2 separate regions of the Homo sapiens genome follow, and region 2 is linked to region 1. A link is a loop called in an ENCODE intact Hi-C map of the cell type or tissue named here. Cell type or tissue: heart left ventricle. All regions are shown on one strand. Links, peaks and the distances in the headings refer to the core of each region. The heading gives the core; the rest is flanking DNA. Region 1 overlaps POLR1E (RNA polymerase I subunit E). Region 2 overlaps FBXO10 (F-box protein 10).

The links. A loop is a pair of places that touch in the nucleus more often than their neighbours do. Peaks named below come from ENCODE experiments on the same cell type or tissue, not always from the same donor. Only the 100,000 strongest peaks of a DNase experiment are listed, where the experiment ranks them.
Region 2: a loop joins it to region 1, with 2.4 times the contacts of the local background. A loop is called at or near these places in 35 of 110 quality-filtered maps.

Annotation. Positions count from the first base shown.
Region 1 is chr9:37,492,206-37,500,334 of GRCh38, forward strand. POLR1E (RNA polymerase I subunit E) reads left to right here. Exons shown (of 12, transcript NM_022490.4): 5 at 452-510; 6 at 1,354-1,498; 7 at 2,964-3,071; 8 at 3,685-3,781; 9 at 5,886-6,019. Among named protein-coding and RNA genes, the nearest start is that of POLR1E, 10 kb to the left of the region's middle. In heart left ventricle, for the core only: no CTCF peak of the experiment used is centred there; no DNase peak of the experiment used is centred there; H3K27ac peaks cover 291 bases.
Region 2 is chr9:37,560,869-37,568,997 of GRCh38, forward strand. The region is part of intron 1 of FBXO10 (F-box protein 10); the gene reads right to left. Among named protein-coding and RNA genes, the nearest start is that of FBXO10, 11 kb to the right of the region's middle. RefSeq lists enhancers at 908-957, 4,521-4,670, 5,101-5,290, 7,083-7,212 and silencers at 6,025-6,074, 7,630-7,830. In heart left ventricle, for the core only: no CTCF peak of the experiment used is centred there; no DNase peak of the experiment used is centred there.

The sequences.
Region 1 (8,129 bases), core at 1-5,000:
CCTTATTTGAGTACTTTGTAGATGATTGGAGAGCATCGGTAAGTACCACATACCTCATGTTTATGCCTGCTTTTAGGTCTTTCACCAAGAAAGCAAAATTATTTTCTGGAAAGAGCCAAGGACTTGTTTTCTAATCCTGTCTCTGCCACTACCTGGTGAACTGACCTGGGGCAAGTAATTTCATCTGTGGGCCTTCTGTTTTTTAATTTCTAAAATGAAGAGGTTGGGCTGGATGACCGCTTGATTTGGCTAATTTATTTTCCAAGTTCTTTAACTGTATACTAAAGCTGCATATTAAATATTCACAGTATACACTCATGTTAGGCTCAGGGAAGTCCTATAGTAAAGAAATCTATTATTCTTAGATAGACAAATGAATATTAAACACTATTACTATTTGTAGGCCTCCCAATTGACTTTTCTTTCTCTCTGTTTTTGTGTGTTTTGATAGATGTATCAGTTGAGAGTGAACTGGCGCTAGAGAGTCAGACCAAAACTTACAGAGAAAAGGTGAGTGTGATAGAATTAAGATGTGGGACCTTAAGCAAGTTCCTTCTACACCTCGGGTTTCTCCATCAGTGAAATGAGCTTGTTGAACTCAAGGGTCTCCCTGGCTGCTCCCCGCTCATTCAGTCTGTTTCTCTGGACAATTAGTTTGTACCTGCAGAAGCCTCCTTGGTCCCACAGAGAACAGTCTGGCTCCCATCTGGGGCAGCTGAACACAGCTCTGTGCCAATGTTTGGAGTCGGTTCTCTGGGCTGATACAAGTGTAGCATAATGCTTGTTTTTAGGATTTAGTCCAAGTTTTAGAATATATTGGTTGTAGCCTGAAAACATTCACGTTAAAACAAAGTAAACTTGGGGATTTTCAATGTAGAAGGTCCCTACAAAGGTCATCTCACCCCAAGATGACAAACTGATTGAATCTTTGGTGCTGTGTGGAGCACTGTATTGAGAAGGGTTGTGAGGCTACTTTTTGCTTCAGGGGGAAGGAGTCAGTGATCTATTAGCCCTGTCTGTTACGGGTGTAAGATGGGAGAATTACCATTCTACTATTCCTGTCTGTTACGGGCATAGGATGGGAGAATGGTAAGCCATGTGCTACAGATTTGCCAGCCCTAATCCTAGTCAAGTCTTTATATCTTACTGATGGAGATGCTGTTGATTGATCAATCTGTTAATATCATTTGGTGCTTACAGCAGTCCTGTGAGGTAAATAGGTGCGATTCAGCCTTATTCACAGGTGAGGTAGTGATCACTCTGGGATGCTGAGAGTATCCCCATAGTGACACAGCTAGGAGGGGCAGCACCTACCTGTCCTGTCCCCAGTAACCAGGTTTATCTCATAAACAGATGGATTCTTGTATTGAAGCCTTTGGTACCACCAAACAGAAGCGAGCTCTGAACACCAGGAGAATGAACAGAGTTGGCAATGAATCTTTGAATCGTGCAGTGGCTAAAGCTGCAGAGACTATCATTGATACGAAGGGTGTGACTGGTAAGAAGTTGGAACTTGGGCTAAGAGTCTGCCCATAATGACAGCTTTCTCTTCTCTTGAGATCTTTTACCCACCCACACATGGAATGCTGGGAGCTAGGGCTGGATTCCTTTCAGCCTCTTGCTGAAGGCCTTCTCACGGACAGGTTCTGGAAGTAGTAAGAAACATCCGACATGGCTTTGTCTTCTAGTGATCCACAGTCAAGTACAGGGACAGGCATGGAATGGATACATGCCTGCCGTGCTTATGGTGCTGGGGTTATGGCCTGCAGGGCACAGAGGAGGGAGAAGGCCTCAGGTCTCTCCTTGTGCGTTGCAGGGAAGCTTTGGTCAAAAAGGCTGATGTGTTGATGGAAATGAGCCTCCAGAGGTGGCATTTCACTTTGGGATCAGTGGCTCTGTTTCCGGTATTCAGCAGCTGGAGTATTTAATTGTATTATTTTAAAATGTATTTATTGTTCAAATACATTATAAGAACATAAGAGCAAGTTTGTGTAAGAGTAGCTTTTCTTTTTACCGATTTTGGAGATGAGGTCTTGCTATGTTGCCCAGGCTGATCTTGAACCCTTGGCTTCAAGCAGTCCTCCCGCCTCAGCCTCCCAGGTAGCTAGGATTATAGGCGCACACCACTGTGCCCTGGGCAGAGCAGTTTTTCTATTAAGAATGAAATTCTAGTAATTTTTGGAAAATCTTTCCATACCCTATGATTATATAGATTTCAACACTTTCACAAATTTATTTATTGATTGATTGGAGATGGGGTCTTGCTCTATCACCCAGACTAGAGTGCAGTGGTGCAGACATGGCTCACTGCAGCCATAACCTCCTGGGCTCAAGTGATCCTCCTACTTCAGCCTCCCAAGTGGCTGGGATCACAGATGTGTGCCACCATGCTCAGCTAATTTTTTTAGTTTTTTGGAGAGACAGGGTCTTGCCATGTTGCCTGGGCTGGTCTCAAACTTCTGGGCTCAAGCCATCCTCCCGCCTTGGCCTTCCAAAATGTTGAGGTTACAGGTGTGAGCCACCACACCTGGCTGCGGAGTTATTCTTGTGGGGCAGTTACAGTGTTATATTCTGAAAGTTTTGTTCCACCTACAATGTGTGGCAAGTTTTTCTAGAAGTTAAGCCATTAAAGGCTATTTTGGACGTCCCTCACTTTTAGTTTCTCTCATTTTATATTGTAAATGTTTATGTATTAGCACAGCTGTCAATCCCAACTCTATTGTAAGTTACCTGAGGGGAATCTTGTCACCTCCACCTTCTCCAGTGCCTAGCTTGTGTTTGTTCATGAGTGAACATGGCAGTCCTGAAGCAGTCAGCCTGATGGGGAGGCGAGGTCACTTTGGCAGAAGCATTTAGACTTGGGGTTTCTGGACCATTGGTGGTCTGAAGTGCACAGACTGAAAAGAATGTTGGGGAACTGGAAACAAACAGGGTGATACATGGATTGTTTCTTTATTGAAAAGCTCTGGTCAGCGATGCTATCCACAATGACTTGCAAGATGACTCCCTCTACCTTCCTCCCTGCTATGATGATGCAGCCAAGCCTGAAGACGTGTATAAATTTGAAGATCGTATCCTTCTTGCAGTAGAAAAGCTGCCTTATTTCACAAGTTGAGATGTTTGCACGTGTGTGCAGTCAGGTTCTCTGAGGGTGTCTGTGTTCTGTGACATTCACAAGAGCTCCATCCAAACCTTTGCAGTTGCTCAGTGCTCTTGCCAGGAGGTTAACTTGGCTTCCTCACTAGCTGAGGGACCGGCCCCTGGGATTCAAATCCATTCCTCAGCAAAATGCCAAATGCCCACAGCTTAGACCTGTGGGGCTCACTCTCCATGGAGAGTCAAAATAAGAGTTGAACCAGCCAAATGCCCAAAGTCTAGGGCAGACCACTTTTGTTGAAGGAAGGGTTGGAGCTTAGAATTTCACCACCCAAGGGGTCCGGTCAGAAGGAAAATGCCTGCAGTGGCTTTGTGATGAGAAAAAGCAGAAAAGCCTGGGCAGGGAATGGGCTCTGGGCTGGGAGTCGGAGAACTGAGTCACCAAGCTCTGCCCCTATGTGATCTGCCCTGTGTGATCTTTGGCTCTCTGAGCCTGTTTCCCTGTCTGTGAAATGCCACTGCTATGAGATGACCTAGCTAGTTGGATGTTTCTATTTTGGTTGGATTATATTCTTGACCTGTAACTAGTTCTTTCCCCTGCGGAGTATGAAGCTCTTCAGAGCCCATCTGAAGCTTTCAGGAACGTCACGTCAGAAGAAATACTGAAGATGATTGAGGAGAACAGGTACCCTGACTTAAGCAGATGGGGATTCTGGGGAGTGCTGTTGGGACCCAACAGTAGTCAGACACTGTGCAGGTCCTCTGGGCGTCAGTCAGTGAGGAAGTGTGTCTGGAGCATTGGACATGAATGAGCCAGTGTTTTCTTGAATGTTTGGGCTTTCAGGAGCTGTGGGTCACATTCGAGGGAGAGGGCTGGTCTCTGAGTCCGTGGGACCTGCGACAGGGCAGAGGGTGGTGAGGCCTTCTACTCTGGGGCTGGGAACTAGAGCTGGCCTGTGTCACCCAGTGTCATGCTGGTGCTGATTGTCACTGGCAGGGCCCAAATGCTGGCCTGGGAATGGGTGCTGGCCAAAGTGATGGTTTCTCTGTGATGATATGGTAGGCAAACTTTTCTAACATTAAATTTATGTATTTAAAATATTGTATATTTTAAATAATTCAGAGATTATTTCCTTCTCCCTCCCCTTTCCCATTAAAACAGCTTCTTTTATGATAGTGAGTTTTTTTTGCTTTTGAGTTTTTTCTTTTAATAATTTTATTTTGATAAAGAGTTGTCAATCTGAGGTTTGTTCCTCCAGTTTTTGTTTTAAAATTTTACTGGTCATTGAAATCCAGTGCCTTGGAATTATTATTATTATTTCTTTTTTTTTTTTTTTTTTTGCTTCAAAGATTTATTTCCAAAAAAGAGCTCATTACTAGTTCATAGTTGTCTTAATGTGATTGTGACTCAGGGGCAGGTGCAGGAACGAACTCTGAGCGGGGAGTCTGAAAACTGAGTCCCCGAACTCTGCCCTTATCTTCCCTTCTTGAAGCCTCAGTTTTTCTATCTGTAAAATGAGGCATCTATGAGATGATCTTGAAGAGCCTTTTTATCTCTGTGAGTCCAGGGTCTTGCTAGCAGTAGAGCAGTGCCTGAAAATAATAGTTAGCATTGACTGAGCCTTAACATTTTTGCCAAGCACTGTTCTAAGAGCTTTACTGGCATCATCTCTTAATCCAGAAAAAATGCTCAGGAGGAGAGTACCTGTACTATCATTGGCCCCAATTTATAGATGGAGAAACCAGGGCACCAGATACCAAGAAACTTGCCCCGCTGGGCACGGTGGCTCACACCTGTAATCCCAGCACTTTGGGAGACTGAGTCGGGCAGATCACCTGAGGTCGGGAGTTCAAGACCAGCGTGACCAACATGGAGAAACCTCATCTCTACTAAAAATACAAAGTTAGCTGGGCGTGGTGGTGCATGCCTGTAATCCCAGCTACTCAGGAGACTGAGGCAGGAGAATCGCTTGAACCCAGGAAGCGGAGGTTGCGGTGAGCCAAGATTGCGCCATTGCACTCCAGCCTGGGCCACAGAGTGAGACTCAGTCTCAAACAAACAAACAAACAAACAAAAAAAGAAACTTGCCTAAACCATTAAATGGCAGAGAAAGGATTGAAACCCAGGCAGGCTGACTACAGAGTCTATGCTCCTGACTATAAAAACAGAGGTCAGAGGTTAGCAAACTACAGCCCACATGCCAAGTCTGGCCTGCTGCCTGTGAGTAAGTAAAGTATAAATAAAGTTTTATTGGAGCACAGCCCTGTTCATTTACGTAAGTAATATCTGTGCCTGCTTTCGCACTACGATGGCAGAGTCAAGTAGTTGCAACAGAGGTTGTATGGCCTCCAAAGCCTAAAATATTTACTGTCTAGCCCTTTATTCATCCCTGCACTGAACCATGTTCTCCTATTATAAGGAGTGTTGAGTGTACTGGCCCTTCATCAGCTGCTTTTGTTCGTTTGTTTTTTTTTGTTTCTGAGACAGGGTCTTGCTCTGTCACCTAGGCTGGAGTACAGTGGCGCAGACAGCTCACTGGAGCCTCGACCTCCTGGGCTCAAGTGATCCTCCCGCCTCAGCCTTCCGAGTAGCTGGGACCACACACATGTGCCACCATGCCGGCTACGTTTTTGTAGAGATGGGGTCTTGCCTTGTTGCCCAGGGTTTCATCAGCTGTTGAGTGCGTCGGGGTGAGAGGCGCCTGCTGTTCTCGTTGTAAGAGGGAAGTAGTTCCTGACAGAGCCCATCTTACCCTGACACAGGCCTCCTTTTCTTTTCCTTGTTTTAGCCATTGCACCTTTGTCATAGAAGCGTTGAAGTCTTTGCCATCAGATGTGGAGAGCCGAGACCGCCAGGCCCGATGCATATGGTTTCTGGATACCCTCATCAAATTTCGAGCTCATAGGGTAGTTAAGCGGAAAAGTAAGTCTATGATAAACATTTTATTCTAATTGTTTCCAGTATATTATTTGTCTGTAATTCTTAGATGAGTTCTGATGAGAGAAGAAAATGGATATGTCTGTCCAAGTCTTTACTGTCAACTGTGAGATTCATTCTGGTACTGCTGACATGTCGAGGGGACTTGCCAGGCCCCTTTTTCTCTCTGGATCTCCCATTTTCTCATCTGAAAATTGGGGCCACGTTGGATTATATGATAGTTCAGGGTCCTTCCAGAGCTAACATTTGCTACTTCTATTCTGCATGAGGCAAAGTAGAATATCCAGGTCAAATAAAAGGAAAACTTTAAGGGACTGTTAGAACAAACATCAGCCACGTGTGTGCGTGTGTGTGTGTATATATAGAGAGAGCTTATGAGTTACACAGATGTATCTTGAAGGCTTGTGGCAGGTTTGTGTTGTGTCAGCTTATTTCTAACAGGAGAGAGTCAATCTGATGGTAACCCAGTGTCACCTGTAGCTAGGATCCTTTGCGGGTCACACCCTCATACCTACCCAGAGTTGGAAACCCAGAAGATGTCTGTGGTTTTAGGCACAAGGTGTATTTAGTTGTTGTTACTGTGATTGGGCATCCAGTAGTCTATACTCCTGTTTTTCAGTATAGTCATGTGTCGCTTAATGATGGGGATATGTTCTGAGAAATGTATCCTTAGGCAATTTTGTCATTGTACAAACATCATAGAGTATATTTACATAAACCTAGATGGTATAGCCTACTACACACCTAGGCTATATGCTATAAGCTGCTGTTCCTAGGCTGCAAACCTATACAGCATGTTACTATACTGAATATTATAGGCAATTGTAACACAATGGTATTTGTATATCTAAATATATCTAAACAGAAAAGGAATAGTAAAACTATGATATTATAATCTTACGGGACTGGCTGGGCATGGTGGGTCATGCCTATATCTCAGCACTTTGAGAGGCCAAGGTGAGAGGATCACTTCAGGGCAGGAGTTTGAGACCAGCCTGGGCAACATACCAAGACACTGTCTCTACACAAAAATAAAAACATTAGCTGGGGTGGTGCACGCCTGTATTCCCAGCTATTTGGGAGGCTGAAGCAGGAAGAGTGTTTGAGCCTAGGAGTTCAAGGTTACAATGAGCTATGATTGCACCACTGCCTCGGTGACAGCAAGACCCTGTGTGAAAAAAATCTTATGGGACCACTGTCACATATGTGGCCTGTCATTGACCAAAACACTGTAATGTGGGACATGACTGTATTTGCTTAGTCATGCTTTTTTTGTTGTTTTTTTGTTTTGTTTTTGTTTTGTTTTTTTTGAGACAGTATCTCGCTCTGTCACCCAGACTGGAGTGCAGTCCCATGATCTTGGCTCACTACAACCTCCATCTCCTGGGTTCAAGCAATTCTGCCTCAGCCTCCCGAGTAGCTGGGATTACAGGCGGGCACCACCACGCCCAGCTAATTTTTGTGTTTTTAGTAGAGACGGGGTTTTTCCATGTTGGCCAGGCTGGTCTCGAACACCTGACCTCAGGTGATCCACCCTCCTTGGCCTCCCACAATGCTGGCTGGGATTACAGGCGTGAGCTACTGCACCCAGCTTGTATTTGCTTAGTTCTTTTTTTTTTTTCTTTTTTTGAGACAGAGTCTCGCTCTGTCGCCCAGGCTGGAGTGCAGTGGCTCGATCTCGGCTCCCTGCAACCTCCACCTACTGGGTTCAAGGGATTCTCCTGCCTCAGCCTCCTGAGTAGCTGGGATTATAGGCGCCCGCCACCACACCCGGCTAATTTTTGTATTTTTAGTAGAGACGGGGTTTCACCATGTTGGTCAGGCTGGTCTCGAACTCCTCACCTCATGATCTGCCTGCCTTGGTCTCCTAAAGTGCTGGGGTTACAAGTGTGAGCCACTATGCCCAGCCAGTTGTTTTTTGTTTTGTTTTGTTTTGTTTTGTTTTGTTTTGTTTTGTTTTTTTGAGATGGAGTCTCACTCTATTGCCCAGGCTAGGGTGCAGTGGCGCAATCTTGGCCCACTGCAACCTCTGCCTCCTGGGTTCAAGCAATTGTCCTGCCTCAGCCTCCCAAGTAGCTGGGATTAGAGGTTTGCG
Region 2 (8,129 bases), core at 1,042-6,041, 70 kb after region 1:
GCGGTGGCTCATGCCTGTAATCCCAGCACTTTGGGAGGCCGAGGCAGGCAGATCATGAGGTCAGGAGATTGAGACCATCCAGGCTAACACGGTGAAACCCCGTCTCTACTAAAAATACAAAAAATTAGCCGGGCATGGTGGTGGGCACCTGTAGTCCCAGCTACTCAGGAGGCTGAGACAGAAGAATGGTGTGAACCCAGGAGGCGGGGCTTGCAGTGAGCCGAGATCGTGCCACTGCACTCTAGCCTGGGCGAAAGAGCAAGACTCCGTCTCAAAAAAACAAAACAAAACAAAACAAAATCAACTTTTTTTTTTTTTTTTTTTTTAAAGAAGTGAGGTCTCTCTGTGTTGCCCAGGCTGGAGTACAGTGGCAGGATCATAGCTCACTGCAGCCTCGAACTCCTGGCCACAAGTGATCCTCCCACCTTAGCCTCTCAAAATACTGTGATTACAGGCGTGAGTTACCATGCCCAGACTTGTTCCATTTTTTATGGTCCCAAGAGTGTTAGAACTCAGAGTTTCTGTGTAGCACTCTCCTAACCTCCCACTGGAGGTATCCACATGCCTCTGGGCCACCTGGTGTCCCCAGCCTCAGTGGGAGAGAAGGAGGCAAGTCCCATAAGACTTGGCTCTCAACAAGCAGGCTCTCTGCTGCTGCCTCGCCCTGTGACTTCAGCACGTCCTTGAACCTTTCTGAACCTATTTCCTTGCCTCTAAACTGAGGCTGACAATGGCTGGCCTGATACACCTCATGCAGATTTTGACAATTTCCAGAGAAAAAAATCATTTATTCAACAAACATTCGTTGATTGCCTATGTGCCAAGCATTGTTCCAAGAACTGAAAAGCAGTAAATGAGGCAAAGTCCCTACCTTCAGAGACAGACAATAAACGAAAAAGATATTAACATAAATGCTATGAAGAGAAATAAAGCAGGTTAAGGGGTATATGTGCATGCATGTGCTATTTCAGACAGGGTTGTCAAGGAAGGTCTCTGAGGAAGTGACATTTGAATAGAGACCTGAATGACATTTAAAGCCATGGCATGGACTGAGATCACTGGTGAAGGAGTTAAGAGAGAGAAGCAATCTGATGAACAAGCCCTTGGCCAGTCTAACATCTCAACGGCATGACATGGAAACACATCTGTAAAGGGGAAAGTGGGAACAACCTCCCTCACAGCACTGTCCAGAGCTCTGCACCTGTGAGGCACTGGAAGGAAGGCTGCTGCTTTGTTCATTTGCTGTCTGTACTCCCACTGCTTCTGGGAAGGGTGGGCTCCATGTGCCCGTTCACCAAGCACCAAGATGGGCAGGCAGGCTGGGGTCAGGAATAAAAACATCCCTCAGGGATCTGCACTTGGGAGCTGTGTGGTGGGAGGAAGTGGCAACAGGGGAACGCTTTGGTATTAACAGTTGAGTATAAAGTGAAGCCCTTGCTTTGGCTCCCTGTAAGCTCTCTAATGTCTTGGTCGCTCACAAATTCTTTTGTGTGAGTGGATCTGTGAGGGGGCAGAGGGGACACAGGAAGTGCTGAGTTATTCCACAGGGATGAACCACGGGAAAAGGGAAACACACCTGTGGACCCAGAGCGCCAGGTGACAGAGCCTGGGCACCTCTAGGAGGAAATTCCCTGTGGAATTAAATGTTTTCCTTCATTTATTGTCTGTCTCCCCTGAGTAAAATGTAAGCTCCTGAAGGGCAGAAACTTTGCATCACTGCTTTGCACTATGCCCAGAACTATGCCTGGCGCATAGCAGGTGCTCAACAATCATTTACTGAATAAATAATCACCCTCATCATTATCTGGTATATTAGCATAGCTGAGACTACTCAAATCATTAGCAATAGATTCCCTGCTGCCACACAGATCCCTGTGGAATAAAAAAAGAAGTAAATAAGAACCCAAGTATGTATTCAACACTTGCTGTGTATAAGACCAAGTGGTTAGCACCTTGTGAGTCAGTGGGAATCAGATAAAGACCCTGCTCTCAAGTCTGGCAGAACAAAGATATGTCTACCAAAAAACACCCAAAAGACAAAAAGAAAACCAAAGAAATCCCACAATTCAAGGGGAAAAATGCTTAGTGCCTGATATGGTTTGGCTGTGTCCCCACCCAAAATCTCATCTAGAATTATACTCCCCATAATCCCCATGTGTCAGGGGTGTGACCAAGTAGAGATAATCAGATCATGAAGGCAGTTCCCCATGCTGTTCTCATGATAGTGAGTGAGTCTCACAAGATCTGATGGTTTTATAAGCCATCTGGCATTTCCCCTGCTTGCACTCATTCTCTCTCCTGCCACCCCGTGAAGAGGTGCCTTCTGCCATGATTGTAAGTTTTCTGAGGCCTCCCCAGCCATGCAGAACTGTGAGTCAATTAAACCTCTTTTGTTTATAAATTACCTAGTTGTGGGTATTTCTTAACAGCAGCATGAGAACAGACTAATACAGTAAATTGGTACTACAGAGAGTGGGGTGCTGCTGTAAAGATACCTGAAATGTGGAAGCGACTTTGGAACTGGGTAACAGGCAGAGGCTGGAATGGTTTGGAGGGCTCGGAAGAAGACAGAAAAATGTGGGAAAGTCTGGAACTTCCTAGAGACTTAGAGGGCTCAGAAGACAAGAAGATGTGGGAAAGTTTGGAGCTTCTTAGGGACTTGTTGAATGGCTTTGATCAAAATGCTGATAGTGATATGGACCATGAAGTCCAGGCTGAGGTGGTCTCAGATGGAGATAAGCCACTTCTTAGGAACCGGAGTAAAGGTAACTCTTGCTATGCAAAGAGACTCACAGCATTTTGTCCCTCCCCTAGAGATCTGTGGAACTTTGAACTTGAGAGAAATGATTCAGGGTATCTGGCAGAAGAAACTTCTAAACGACAAAGCATTCAAGAGGAAGCAGAGCATAAAAGTTTGGAAAATTTGCAGGAGATCATTTCGGAATTTTAAGGTTTAATGACTGGCCTATTGGATGTGATAGAAAAGAAAACCCCATTTTCTGGGGAGAAATTCAAGCCCAATGCAGAAATTTGCACAAGTAATGAGGAATGTTAATCACCAAGATAATGTGGAAAATGTCTGCAGGGCATGTCAGAGAACTTCAAGGCAGCCCCTCCCATCACAGGCCCAAGGCCTAGGAGGGAAAAATGGTTCCATGGGCCTGGGCCAGGCACAGGGACCCTCTGCTCTGTGCAGCCTTGGGACATGGTACCCTGCATCCCAGCTGCTTCAGCTGCAGCAGTGGCTAAAAGGGGCCAAGGTACAGCTTGGGCCATTGCTTCAGAGGGTGCAAGCCCTACTCACTGGTGGCTTCCACATAGTGTTGAGCCTGTGGGTGCACAGAAGTCAAGAACTGAGGTATAGAAACCTCTACTTAGATTTTAGAGCATGTATGGAAACAGCTGGATGTCCAGGAAGAAGTTTGCTGCAGGGGTGGAGCCCTCATGGAGAACACCTGCTTGGGCAGTATAGAAGGGAAATGTGGGGTCGGGGCCCCCACACAGAGTCTCCACGGGGGCACTGCCCAGTGGAGCTGTGAGAAGAAGGTCACCATCCTCCAGACCCCACAATGGCAGATCCACTGAGAGCTTGCATCATGTGCCTGGAAAAGCTGCAGACACTCAACACCAGCCTGTGAAAGCAGCCAGGAGGTGGGTTGTATCCTGCAAAGCCACAGGGGTGGAGCTGCCCAAGGCTGGGAGCCCACCTTTTGCATCAGCATAACCTGGATATGAGACATGCAGTCAAAGGAGATCATTTTGGAACTTTAAGGTTTAATAACTAACCTATTGGATTTTGGACTTGCATAGGGCCTGTAGCCCCTTTGGCCAATCTCTCCCATTTGGAGTGGGTATATTTACCCAATGTCTGTACCCCCACTGTATTTAGGAAGTAACTAGCTTGCCTTTGATTTTACAGGCTCATAGGCAGAAGGGACTTGCCTTGTCTCAGATGAGACTTTGGACCTGGACTTTTGGGTTAATGCTGGAATGAGTTAAGACTTTGGGGTACTGTTGGAAAGGAATGACAGTGTTTTGAAATATGAAGACATGAAATTTGGGAGGGCCCAGGGGCAGAATGATATGGTTTGGCTGTGTCCCCGCCCAAAATATCATCTTGAATTATAATTCCCACAATCCCCATTTGTCAGGGGAGGGACCATGTAGAGGTAATTGGATCATGGGGCACGGTTTCCCCCATGCTGTTCTCGTGATAGTGAGTCCCATGAGATCTGATGCTTTTATAAGTCTCTGGAATTTCCCCTGCTTGCACTCATCTCTCTCCTGCCACCCTGTGAAGAGGTGCCTTTCACCATGATTGTAAGTTTCCTGAGGCCTCCCCAGCCATGTGGAACTGTGAGTCAATTAAACCTCTTTTCTTTATAAATTAGTCTCAGATATTTCTTCATGGCAGCGTGAGCACAGACTAACACAGTGCCATAAAAAAGGGAAAGCCCTTGTTTAAAGAACAAAAATGTGACCTCCAGCTAGGGAAACAAACCAATAATAATGGAAGACAACAAAAACAGCAGCAGGTAGCTTTTACTCAGTACTGCTATTTGAGGGGCACAATATTAAGTGCTTTTCATGCATTATTTCATCCTATTCCCTGAAGATCTCTTCAAGCCTTACAACTCAAAATGTGCTCCCAGGACCTAGGAGCTTGTTAGAAGTGGCAGACATTGGGCACCACCGTGTACCTCCTGGATCAGATTTGGCATTTTAACAACATCACCAGGGAACTGATGTGCACCCTAAATTTGAGAAGCAATGACTGAAATTAATACTGTCTTCATTTTTCAGTTCAAGAAACTAAACTTATGTGACAAATGGCTTGCCCCAATCACTCGTTAGAGAGGTGCAGAACCACTGAAGCCCAGCCCGTCCCCAGAGACTCTTGTTTTTAACCACTAAGCCAAGCTTCATGGAGGAGCTGGTATCTGAACTGGACTCTGAAATTTGCATAGGACTGGGACATTCAGAGGAGGAAGAAAGGGGGCTATAGCAGAGGAAACAGCATCAGCAAAAGCTCCTGAGGTAGAAAACCTTCAGCTGGGCTTAGGACATGTTGGGAGGTTCAGTCTGGCTGCAGCTCCAGGAGTCTGAAGGGATCAGTGAGAAAGGCCACCTGTATTAGTTCACATGGAACACCCTTAGCCAAAGGTAAACAGTTTCTAGTTAATTTGGGGGACCATGGGGAGCTGCCATGAGTCCCAGCACAAAAGGCCCTATGCGTGCTGAAATGACTCTGACAAAAGGGACCCAACAGGCTTCATTCACACTCTAGTTTGGGCTCTGCCTCTCCCTTGCAGACTAATCATGACGGCAGGTGACTTAACTCTTGTTTCACATTTGTATAACAAGGGAAACACACTTTCTACCTACAGAGGGCCATACTAGTATCAAAGTGTTGGAATTTAGTTTCTAATAAAAAAGTAAGATTAGCCAGGCATAGTGGTGGGCACCTGTAATCCCAGCTACTTGGGAGGCTGAGGCAGAGAATCGCTTGAACCTGGGAGGTGGAGGTTGCAGTGAGCTGAGATCACACCACTGCACTGCAGCTTGGACAACAAAGTGAGACTCTGTCTCGGAAAAAAAAAAAAAAAAAGTGGAAAAAAAAATCAAGGGCTGCTCAGAACCCTATTTAGTATTGACAGGAAAAGAAAAAATTTCTCTTCCAACATTATGAGGCACACAAGCCTCACAGGCACAGCGTAAATAACTACAAACTGTATTAACTGAGCAACTGTAATGGATTAATGATTTAAAATCTTTCTTCAAATCAAAGTAAATGTCCCTAGCTTTGTGGAGTAAACTGTTCTAAAGTAATAGTAAAATATTATAACCCCAAAGAGCCCTGTACACACACCTACACACACCATCGGAAATGAGACAAAACTTAAATTTGAAGATGAGAAAAACTTCAGCTGGGCTTTTCATCATTTCTTCAAACCGTAGCTCTCTTCAGCGTGAGAAATAACCATCTGTTTCTTATTTTCAGCTTTGAAATTTGATGACATAAACCAGAAAGCTGTGTTCTGATGGTGCTTTCTGAGTGGGCTTGGAGCCATAAGGACCCTCTCTCCTTTCAATGCACTGCCTGTTCATTTTGGTTTACTTAGGAGACAGAAGGGGAGTTGCAGGGGGGTCCCCAGATCCAGGTTTTAGTACTGATTCTCACATAAATTTATTGCATGTCCTTGAAGGGGCAGGCAAGGGTGTTTTGAGGGCTTACTAAATGCCAGGTGCTTTTTACATGTCTTTTTTTTTTCTTTTTTTCTTTTTTTTTTTTGAGACAAGGTCTTGCTTTGTCACCCAGATTGGAGTGCAGTGATGTGATCTTGGCTCACTACAGCCTCAATCTCCTGGGCTCAAGTGATCTTCCAGCCTCAGCCTCCTGAGTAGCTGGGACTATGGGCACACGCTACCACACCCAGCTAAATTTTTTTTTTTTTTTTTAGAGATGAGGTCTCACTATGTTGCCCAGGCTAGTCTCAAAGTCCTGGGCTCAAGCGATCCTCCTGCCTCAGCCTCCCAAAGTGCTGGGATTATAGGCGTGAGCCACCATGCCCAGCCTTACATATCGTCTTAATGAGCACTTATAACAACCAAAACGTAGTATGCTTATCCTCAATTCCTATGAGTAAACATTTATTGTGTGGTAATATTTTAGTGCATAACAATTGCAGGATCAAATTCATTCTTATTTCATGATCTGTGAGTTTATATATATGTGATGGTGGGGCTAGAAGTTCCTATATCATCACTTCACAAGTTAGGAACCCCAGTACTCCAAGAAAGGAACTAGGAGGCACCATGCCTGGCTAATTTTTGCATTTTTAGTAGAGATGGGGTTTCACCATGTTGGCCAGGCTGGTCTTGAACTCCTGACCTCAGGTGATCTGTCCGCCTCGGCCTCCCAAAGTGCTGGGATTCCAGGCATGAGCCACTGCACCTGACCTTAGCTATGTCTGCCCAGCACCTTCCCTCTTCTGCGTCCTCAGGGGAACCCCGCTTCTACTCTATTTAGTCCTGCTGGGGCTGCCACTGAGAGTGTTGCAGTCCTCTACCTCACAGGATGGATACTTGACCCAAAGAAGACAGTAAGAATCCCCCATCCTCTTGCAAGGAATGGGGCAACTCAAAAGAGTCCATATGAGGAATGAAGCCAAACTCAGACAATTAAGGTGAGAGACTGCAAGAGATCAAAGGGCCAGGGACACAGTAACATTTTCTTTTTAAAGCCAACTGATGTTCTTTTTCAAGTTCAGATACTTTAAGCTGATCACCTACAAGCAAACAAATCCTGACAGTTTTCTCAAGTAAATTATTATTATTATTATTTTTGAGATGGAGTCTTGCTCTGTTGCCCAAACTGGAGTACAATGGCGCGATCTTGGCTCACTGCAACTGCCACCTCCTGGATTCAAGTGATTCTCCTGCCTCAGCTTCTCGGGTAGCTGGGATTACAGCCGCCTGCCACCACGCCTGACTAATTTTTGTATTTTTAGTAGAGATGGGGTTTCACCGTGCTGGCCAGGCTGGTCTCGAACTCCTGACCTCAGGCAAACCGCCCACCTCAGCCTCCTAAAGTGCTGGGATTACAGGTGTGAGCCACTGGCACACATCCCCACCCACCCAATTTACTTTGTTTTCAAGAAACCAATTTACTTTGTTTTCTCAGGTAAATTATTTACTCTCTTCCTTTTTCTCTCTGTAGGCTAGTAAGACTCCAATCAAAGTTGATACATTGTATTTACATCTCCTCTACCCTAAGGTGGAAAAAGGATAAACGGAGTTCATGTGGTCTAAGGTCGGAGTTCACGTGGTCTAAGGTCGGAGTTCATGTGGTCTAAGGTCAGAGTTCATGTGGTCTAAGGTCGGAGTTCATGTGGTCTAAGGTCGCTGTACTGTCTGTCCAAAAGAGCAAGGATATTCACCACTTATAACGGAAATCTATCAACTTTGGTCAAATTGAAATTTCAAGCATAACCATTAAGAAAAAGTGTATAACATCCACATTAGTAGAAAAAAAAGGTGAATGATGAAAAATAGCTCCAAAGAAGGGAAGACAGCTGTAATGAAATGGAGAACTGTCAGGACAAACAGATTGAGAGCATAAAATAAGG